2 separate regions of the Mus musculus genome follow, and region 1 is linked to region 2. Evidence: chromatin loops called from intact Hi-C (ENCODE). Cell type or tissue: gastrocnemius. All regions are shown on one strand. Links, peaks and the distances in the headings refer to the core of each region. The heading gives the core; the rest is flanking DNA. Region 1 overlaps Akap6 (A kinase (PRKA) anchor protein 6). Region 2 has its middle 8.8 kb from the start of Gm40425.

What was found. Hi-C counts contacts between places; a loop is a spot of excess contacts. Peaks named below come from ENCODE experiments on the same cell type or tissue, not always from the same donor. Only the 100,000 strongest peaks of a DNase experiment are listed, where the experiment ranks them.
Region 1: it touches region 2 in a loop (5-fold over the local background); 22 of 42 quality-filtered maps call a loop at or near these places.

What each region holds. Positions count from the first base shown.
Region 1 is chr12:52,916,746-52,921,141 of GRCm38, forward strand. All of the region lies in intron 5 of Akap6 (A kinase (PRKA) anchor protein 6), which reads left to right. Among named protein-coding and RNA genes, the nearest start is that of Gm51971, 120 kb to the left of the region's middle. In gastrocnemius, for the core only: a CTCF peak has its summit at 2,370 (motif pointing right); a DNase peak (open chromatin) is centred at 2,386.
Region 2 is chr12:54,556,442-54,560,837 of GRCm38, forward strand. No RefSeq gene overlaps it. Among named protein-coding and RNA genes, the nearest start is that of Gm40425, 8.8 kb to the left of the region's middle. In gastrocnemius, for the core only: a CTCF peak has its summit at 1,888 (motif pointing left); a DNase peak (open chromatin) is centred at 1,861.

The sequences.
Region 1 (4,396 bases), core at 216-4,215, 1.6 Mb before region 2:
GTGTCAAGCAGAAGAGTGACAGGAGTCAGTCACAAGTCCCATGGGGGTAAGGCCAGGCTGGCATAGTTTAGCTGAATGATCACAGTAGAGGACTGGCTTGAATAGAGTATTTGATGTTCTACTACGGACAAGCAGTTATCATTCTTCAAAAATGATGGATTTTTGCCTGGCTGTGTGCAGACATGGCAGAAACTACTCGAAGTGGGTGGCAGTATAAAGGTCTGAGGAGAGGCCTCCCTCCTGTCCTCTCAGACACCAGCTCTCTGCTCTTTCTTGATATCATCACACGATTATCCCAAGTATTTAAAAACAGCTACACATATGTGCGGTGCTTTGTGCCCAGCTTAAACTAGCAACAGATCAAAAGCAGTAACTATAACACAACTTTATCCTCTTTGGATGGCTTTAACAGTATTTCCATCTGGGGTACTCTGTGATTTTCTTTAAGCAATCCTTTATGCTAGACCCTTAGGTTATGTGTAGTCTTCTATCTCCAACGATGCTTCTGTGCACATGCTCAGACCTTAATCATCTTGTTTGGTATGAGCATGTCCTTACATTCAGACTTTCTGGCTAAAAAGGCTATACACGTTCAAAACTTTCATCTATTACTAGATTGTCTTTGGAGACGATGCGGTGTGTGCTCCGTGCTGAGCACGCCCACTGCCGTCTGCTGTTGAAGCTTGTTGCACACTGCTTAGCCTTGTCCATGCGGTGGTTAGCAGGGATGACCACTGTGCTTCCAGCATTTGGGGTGGGGTTGTCACCTTCTCCATGTTTGGGGGCATCGTTTGCATTTCTTTCCTTGGGTCTGTCTGCTCATTATCTGTGTCTGGTCTTCTGTTGGGTCATTACTATTCTACTTCTGGATTTACATGCATTTCTTAAATACCAAAGGAAGCAGTCCCTTGTCTGTGCCGTGAATGGAAAATATCTCGAAAGGAAACCATCAAGAAGTCTCTTCCAAACGTACAGGGACATCTCAACAATTTGTGCCTGTACTTAGGCAGACTTGGGAAGCCATGCTGGACCTCTGCACCTGGCAAAACCAGGCATGAAAATCAAAGCTAAAACCTTAGATATAGAGGGTCGAGTTTAAGATCAAAGAGTTTGTAGGTGGATTCGGAGATTAAGAACATCAGAGCAAGCCGGGCGGTAGTGGCACACGCCTTTAATCCCAGCACTCAGGAGGCAGAGGCAGGCGGATTTCTGAGTTCGAGGCCAGCCTGGTCTACAGAGTGAGTTCCAGGACAGCCAGGGATACACAGAGAAACCCTGTCTCTAACAAAACAAAACAAAACAAAACAAAACAAAACAAAACAAAAACCCAAGAACATCAGAGCAGTGGGAATGGAATACTGGGTGAGTGGGAGTGGGTTGGGGGAGGGGGACAGGAGCAGATTACAGGGCGAATCAGGGGTTCACACCAAGAGCTGCTTTTGAGACTCGCTCATGTTCAGTCAGAAATGTCAGACAACATCTTTTTGTCTGCCCTGTTCTGGTCTATGGCACCCTGAACTACACCCAACTGAGTGTGGGAAAGACTCAGATGCAGGGAGGTGTGTAGATGGATGAATGCTTCTCCGCATGAGCCGGGCCTCCAGGCACTGCCAGGTGTGTGTGTGTGTGTGTGTGTGTGTGTGTGTGCGCGCGCACACCAAGCTACTGGGACATCATCACTCCACAGATGTAGCAGTGTGTAGTGTGGACTGAGGAAGCGCGATTCAGCCCCTGCCTTTCACTCAATGTCTAGTTAAAGAGAAACATCACGCTACACTCAGTGAGAAAAGCAAACAACGTGAGACAGCATAAAGCGAAAAGCACAGACCTCCACCCTGCCGACTAACCAGCCCAGGCAGTCTGCTCTGTGTTCTGTGGAGCCCTTTTATGTGAGACGAGCACACTTGCAAGTCCGTGTTGGATATAAGTCAGTAAAGTGCTTCCACAGACCTGTTTCCATCTGTATACAAAAGAACTCCGGTACATTCTCACAGCTCCTTAGTGTTTGATCACGTGGACATGCCCCGGCTTATTTAATTAAATCTTGTCATGATGGGCACTTTAGCTTCTTCCTTATTTCTGCTTTCTTTTTTCAAACCGTGCTCCACGAATATTCAGTCTAACACTGGCAGACAACCTTCTTGTCCTTTTCCAGGCAGCCTGCAGCAGCAGCTCAGGGACCCCATGTAATAAAAAAAACCTCTATCATCCTCTAGGAACAGCTTTCACTGTAGGTAATAAGAACCGAGGCAGATCCGTGTTTGTGCGTGGGAAATCTGAGTCCCCATTTACAGGTGGACTTTAAAAGCACAGCCTTTTGACCCTCTTTGTTCATCCTAGTATTAGTGCCTGCAATTTGTGTTGGCTGCCACAAGGTGGCAGAGGAGCACCAGACTCCACTTGTTCTCGAGGTCCCATCTTTATTGTGCCCTCGCCCGGATCTTCATAAACACAATTGGATTTAACTAGAGGACCGGACGTGTCTGGTTAGGAGAATGATCAGAAAATGCAGACGCACACGTCTCCCATCACCATCTAGATCTCTGTGCTTCATTTCTGATTCAATCGCCTTTATTTCTACCCCAAGAAAAACCAGCGTTCCCAAACACTTCTGACTGCTGGTCTTTTGCTGGCCCTCCTGTGTCTACCTCTGCTCCATTTTTCATTGCTTGAAGTTAAGAGATCACAAGAGTTTGTTTTTCACCTGCCGCTCACCTTTCCTGCTTCCCCTTCTCTGCTGAGATGACGGACAGCCATGGCCTAAGCAAGTTGAGCTTCCTTCACAAGAACAGGAGCTGCCTGCCGTGGGGCTGTGCTCCTCAGGAACAGGGCTCAGTCAGCCAGACTTCAAAGCCCAGAGCGTGCGTTGGGCCCAGTTGCCCACCACCCCCTTCAGCCTCAGGAGCAAGGCTACAGCTTTCTGAGTGCTCTGACGTTCCATTTGCTTGTCCCTTGGCTCCCATCAGTTTAAAGTGTGGCTGAGTGTTTAGCAGGATATGGTACCATTTCTCCTGTTTATCTGAAATACTCAGCACCCAGCCTGAGTCGTTTGCTGTGGTGGTGGTGGTGGGGTCTGTCAGGAACTACAGCATTCGGGCATTTTGCCTTTGCTTGTGACATGGAGGGGGCATAGGCAGAGAGGGAGGCTCATTTTGGCCATGTGACGGTCATAACCACATTCCAGTGCTCTCATGGTTCATTCTGTGTGTCTAGGAGACTCGTGTTACTTTTCCCAGTCAGGAAGAACTGCACTTCCTTCCTGCTTGGTTTAAGGGCTCTTAGGCCATAATATGTAACAATTCTCATGATTTTGAATATCGTTAGTGCCCAGTTTACTAACTTATAGCTTACTTTTTTCTCAGACAGTAATGGCTGCTTTTAACTAGATGATCAGAGAAGTGGTGAGCTTATTGAGCACAGCACATCCAGAGCTATGGTGTACTGAGCACTGAAGAAAAGTTTGCAGACAGGCCTTGCGTTCTGTGGGCCATGCACAGGACTGGCTGAGGGCATTGATTAAGGACCAGGGACTCACATCTTATCACATGGAATTTTGGGAACTTGAATCAGTTTATCTGGTATATATAGTAAAAACTTCAGATTTTTATATTAACCAGGAGAACATTTACCTATGGGATGACTTTTGGGAAGGTGACATTAGCAGTGGTAGGCGAGGAAGACTCTCCTATTTGGGCGACTTTTGCACATCTTCCTTGAGTACTTAAGAGTGTATGGTAGGAATGGCTCACATCTTCTTAAAGAAGTTGAAATTCTGTGTTTTGGCTAGTGAATCTGTGACAAGAAGGGGGAACCCGAAGGTTTCCTTTTGTTTGTAGGGGTGTGATTCATCTCCTTTGGCAAGATAAAGCAATTAAAAAAAACCACAATGGAAATAAAAATGATAATTCAGCTATTAGAAGGGTTAACATCTCTGCAGCTTTAATATTACTTCTTAAAAATATGAACATTGTATGACTAGACAGGATGTTAATAACTTGACATTACAAAAATTTATTAAATTTATTTTTAAAGTGGTTTGGTTCCCCCTTTTGAATGCATAAAGCGTGTGGGAGTTGGAATGGATCTGCCCCAGGCTGCCAAAACAAGATTTTAATGGAACCGGAGTCCTTCAGGGATTGTCCTAAATCCACATAATATTCTTAAGTCCTGGTGTTTGCACTGGGACCTGTGTATTAGCAGATGTACGTGTGAATAATATACGTATATCCATCCATCACCCTGGTGACTCCACATCCTTAAGGGCTGCCGCACATCAATTATTCCACCTCAGGGGGTAGAGAGATATTTGGGCTAGCATTGACCTTCTTTTCAATCAGGGCCTCCAAACAGTATGTTCTGGAAGTCAAATAGTCCCTTCAGACAGAACCTCTGTTTG
Region 2 (4,396 bases), core at 322-4,321:
AGGTTGTTGGCCCAACATTGTCCTCTTCGTTGCCTCAACACACACACACACACACACACACACACACACACACACACACACACACCTCCAAGTGAGCTGGGAAAAGCAAACAATATGGAGGTCCCAGGCTTTCACACCCTAATATGGTACTAACACCCCCATCACCCTTGTCATAATCTACTGGTCATTCACAAGTCACTCTGTCTGTTCCACACTCAGTGAGAGGCAATCACACCAGGGTGTGATTATCAAGAGTCAGGAATCACATGGAGTCATTTAGAAGCCACATATGGCAAGATTCCCCCTCCAAGTCCTAGGGAGGATGTCTCTAACATTATGCTGCTGGAGAATGCTGGAGAACCGGCTACGTCTCAGAGTTGCTCTACAGCCATACCCGACAATCTGTTAAATATCAGAGCAGTGGAGCACAAACTCAGGTGTATCTAGCAGTTTGTGCACACACAGGCTCTAAGGGAAGATGTAATGACCTGGTATGAAGCAGGCAGTAGCACTGGTTTTCAAGTGTCCTGGTTTCTCTGGGGCAAGAATACAGTTAGGACTTAGTTAAGTTCTCTGTTTCACAGTCCATTACAAGGTTGTAATAAAGGTGTTAGTCCAGGGTCTATAGCTCACCTTGGAAAGGTGAGGGTTTACTGGAACTCTCTAAGCCATATAGATCTGTCAGAGCCAAGAGTAACCTGAAAGGCCACGTGGACCCTCCAAGATAGAGCTGAGACCCAGGGCTGATGATGACTCTAAAGGACAGGAAGGAACTGGGAAACCACTCATGAGACAAGCTGGGTGACTCTGGGAAGAAGGTGAAATCTGGTACTGCCCTGTGGATTTGATATGCGACCATGAACATGTAATGGTGTGAGCTAATCTACCTCCCTTTACCTTATTCATCTACCAGATATTGCAAGAGTAAATAAGGCACACAAGCAAACCCACAGCCTAAAAGATCATGAGGAATTAAAGGGAAGCTCAAAGAATAAATGCTAAAAAGGGGTCTGTGATCATTTCCTCCCTCTAGCCTGACCCTTACGGAGGCATTTCACACAAGCGCTCTACCACCGAGCTACATCCCAACACCAACACAAGCATTTTCAGAAGCCAATCAAAAATGCTAGTGCCTCCTCTGGATCCCTAATGTTATCAAAACACACAAATAACTGTAAAAACCACTGTTGAGCTGAGTAAGTCAAATCCAGTCCTAGCCTGTGCTACTGAGCCTCAGGATTACTGTCATAGCCTATGCCATGCCAAGTTTAAGATACACATCACAATAAGAGAAAGCACTCCTGTCTCCTATCTGGATGAGAAATAATCCACGCCAGACATGCTGAAGCCTTGCATAATATAAACATTAACACCTCTCTTATAATTGTCCTTATTATATTACATACTCCTGATTGTAGAACTGACAACCTCTCCTGTGGTCACACAATTAATTCTGCCTGTGTTCTCTTCTGTAGTAGAGAGTAATAACTGCCTACACACTTCCCTAGAAAGCCTTCATTGCCAGAGTCCACTGCGGCACTGCCTGCCTGTCTTTGAAGTATCTAGTAAATCATGATGATTTGACTTTTTCTTATGCCTTCCCATTGCCCAATTTCAGGCAAATGTATGGCTTCCTTCTGAATGTACTCCATATTTTTCCTGCTGTCTTTTATTCTAGAACTAAATCAATGCTGGAAGCTTTCTGGGTGATTTTGAAGCCTTGCATCCTCCCTGGTATAAATGAAAGAGATACAGGATGTGAAGGTACTCTGTTGATGGTCTGGGGTAGATGGCTTCTTACACCAATGCATGCCTGGCAATACAGGTTTCTCTTTAGAGCAGGGTGTCTGTGAAAGTCATTGACAGTAAAATGGCTCCATCTAGTGCTCCAGACTAGTATCAACAGCTACAAGAGAAGGGTCTGGAGAAGACTGTAAATCAATACACTGCAGAACGACAACAGCAGCAAGGGGCAGAGCCAACACAATTTAATAACGATAGGTCAATTGACCAGGGAACCATAACTCTTAGTACATTGACTGGGCCATTGGAACAGCTTAACAAATAACAGAGATGTTGTCAAGAGAGAGATTGACTTTGTCCTAAATGTGGTAAGCCCCACTGAAGGTCTGGGATGAGAAAAGAACCAAGCCAAGCACCTGTGTCATGCCAGTCACCAATCTAAGCATTTTCATACATCCTCCATTATTAATCATAGCCACAGTGTGAGGCAGAAATTATTGTCCCCATGGTACAGACAAGAAACTGAGGCCCAGAAAGGCTACTATCTTACCCTAGGGTCACAGGTCTGACACTAAGCACACTATTTCCCTTGCACTAGTCCCAGGGAGGGGGTGCCGTGACCTTGTTATCCCCTCTCTCATTGATCACCATGGGGAAGAGCAGGAAGGTCTGTCTACTCTGTAACACACAGCTCTGCTAAAAGATACTCGAACTGGAATTTACAAGTCCTGGGACATAAAAGGACTTGGTGGCAAATGCACTTCTTGACGTTCCACATGAATATTCTCTCTTGTTTTGCCTTGTTGTCTGGCTTTAAATCAGGAGTTCCTTGGAACCCGAAGCTCCTATCTAGATATGCCGCAGTCATGATAATGTGACCAGTGGCTGCATCAAGACCACAGTGGCCAGGCGTGGTGGCACACGCCTTTAATCCCAGCACTTGGGAGGCAGAGGCAGGTGGATTTCTGAGTTTGAGGCCAGCCTGATCTACAGAGTGAGTTCCAGGACAGCCAAGGCTACACAGAGAAACCCTGGGGGGTGGGGGGGGGGCAGTAGAAGGTCCTTCTTCACACTATATTTCTTTGGCATGATAAACTTTCCAAGCTTCTGCCGACAGAGAAGAATCCAAAGAGAGAATCCTGCCTTACAGGTAAGAAGAGGGCAACTGGGCACAAAGAACAGAAGTGGGCTGGGGAGATAGCTCAGCAGTTAAGAGCACTGACTGCTCTTCCAGAGGTCCTGAGTTCAATTCCCAGCAATCACAAGATGGCTCACAACCATCTGTAATGAATGAGATCTGATGCCCTCATCTGGTGTGTCTGAAGACAGCTACAGTGTGCTCATATACATAAATAAATTAATTAATTTTTTTAAAAAAAAGAACAAAACAGAAGAAGGCTGCCAGGGATTAAGCCTCTCTCAGACTGTCACTTGGCCAGGGCACTCCCTCCGTTAGCTAACCAGCACGTTAGCTAACCAGCACACCTCTTAAGAAAAACACAAACCAGAGAGAAGAGGTAAAAACAAAGTCACTCATTTTCCTAAACATTAAGACTGTATCAGTTACTTTGTTACTGCTGTAACATAAACAACTTAAGGAAGGGTTGATGTAGGCTGGTGGTTGGTGGGTACCTCCCATCTGGTGGGAAAGGCATAACAAGAGCTTGGGATAGGAGTGTGCTCAAGCAGGAAGCAGAAGGGAATGAATGAGATCTGTGTTATCCAGTCTAGGACCCCAGGCCTCCCCCATTCAGGGTGGGTCTTCCCTCTTCAGTTAAACCTATCTTGAAATGCTCTCACAACACACCTAGCTGTTTGTCTCCTATGCAATTATAAATCTCACCAAGTTGACAAGATTAACCATCACAGAGTAGAGAATTTATAAGGCATTACACTTTCATATGTGTAAGTTATGCTTAACTCAGTGGCTAAATCTATTAGGTAAATAAATCAAGGAGGTAATTAAAGAAATACACCAGACAGTATTTTATTATTATTTTTGTATCCTGGTACCACTAAAACCTCCAAGCAAGGCCCACAAGAGCTGTGGTGAGCTGTGGTAACATGCATTAGAGTCGAGAGCAAACCCAGGTTCGGTGGGTTGGTGATTCATTCAGCAGTTACCAACCAGCAGTTACCAATCAGCAGTTACCAATCAGCAGTTACCAATCAGCAGTTACCAACCAGCAGTTACCAATCAGCAGTTACCAATCAGCAGTTACCAATCAGCAGTTACCAATCAGCAGTTACCAATCAGCAGTTACCAACCAGCAGTTACCAATCAGCAGTTACCAATCAGCAGTTACCAATCAGCAGTTACCAATCAGCAGTTAGTTACCAATCAGCAGTTACCAATCAGCAGTTACCAATCAGCAGTTACCAATCAGCAGTTACCAATCAGCAGTTAGTTACCAATCAGCAGTTACCAATCAGTAGTTACCAATCAGCAGTTACCAATCAGCAGTTACCAATCAATCAGCAGAACAGGTTTCAGAGGCTCCAGAACACTTCCAGGTCTGCTTAGGATAATGTCTGGTGAGCAGGCTTTAAGAATCCACAAATTTGTAAGACTTCTGCCTATGCTGAGGGATATATCATTCCTTGTCCTGGAATCCCACTTTCTCAACGAATCCTAATCAGAGTCAAAATAACT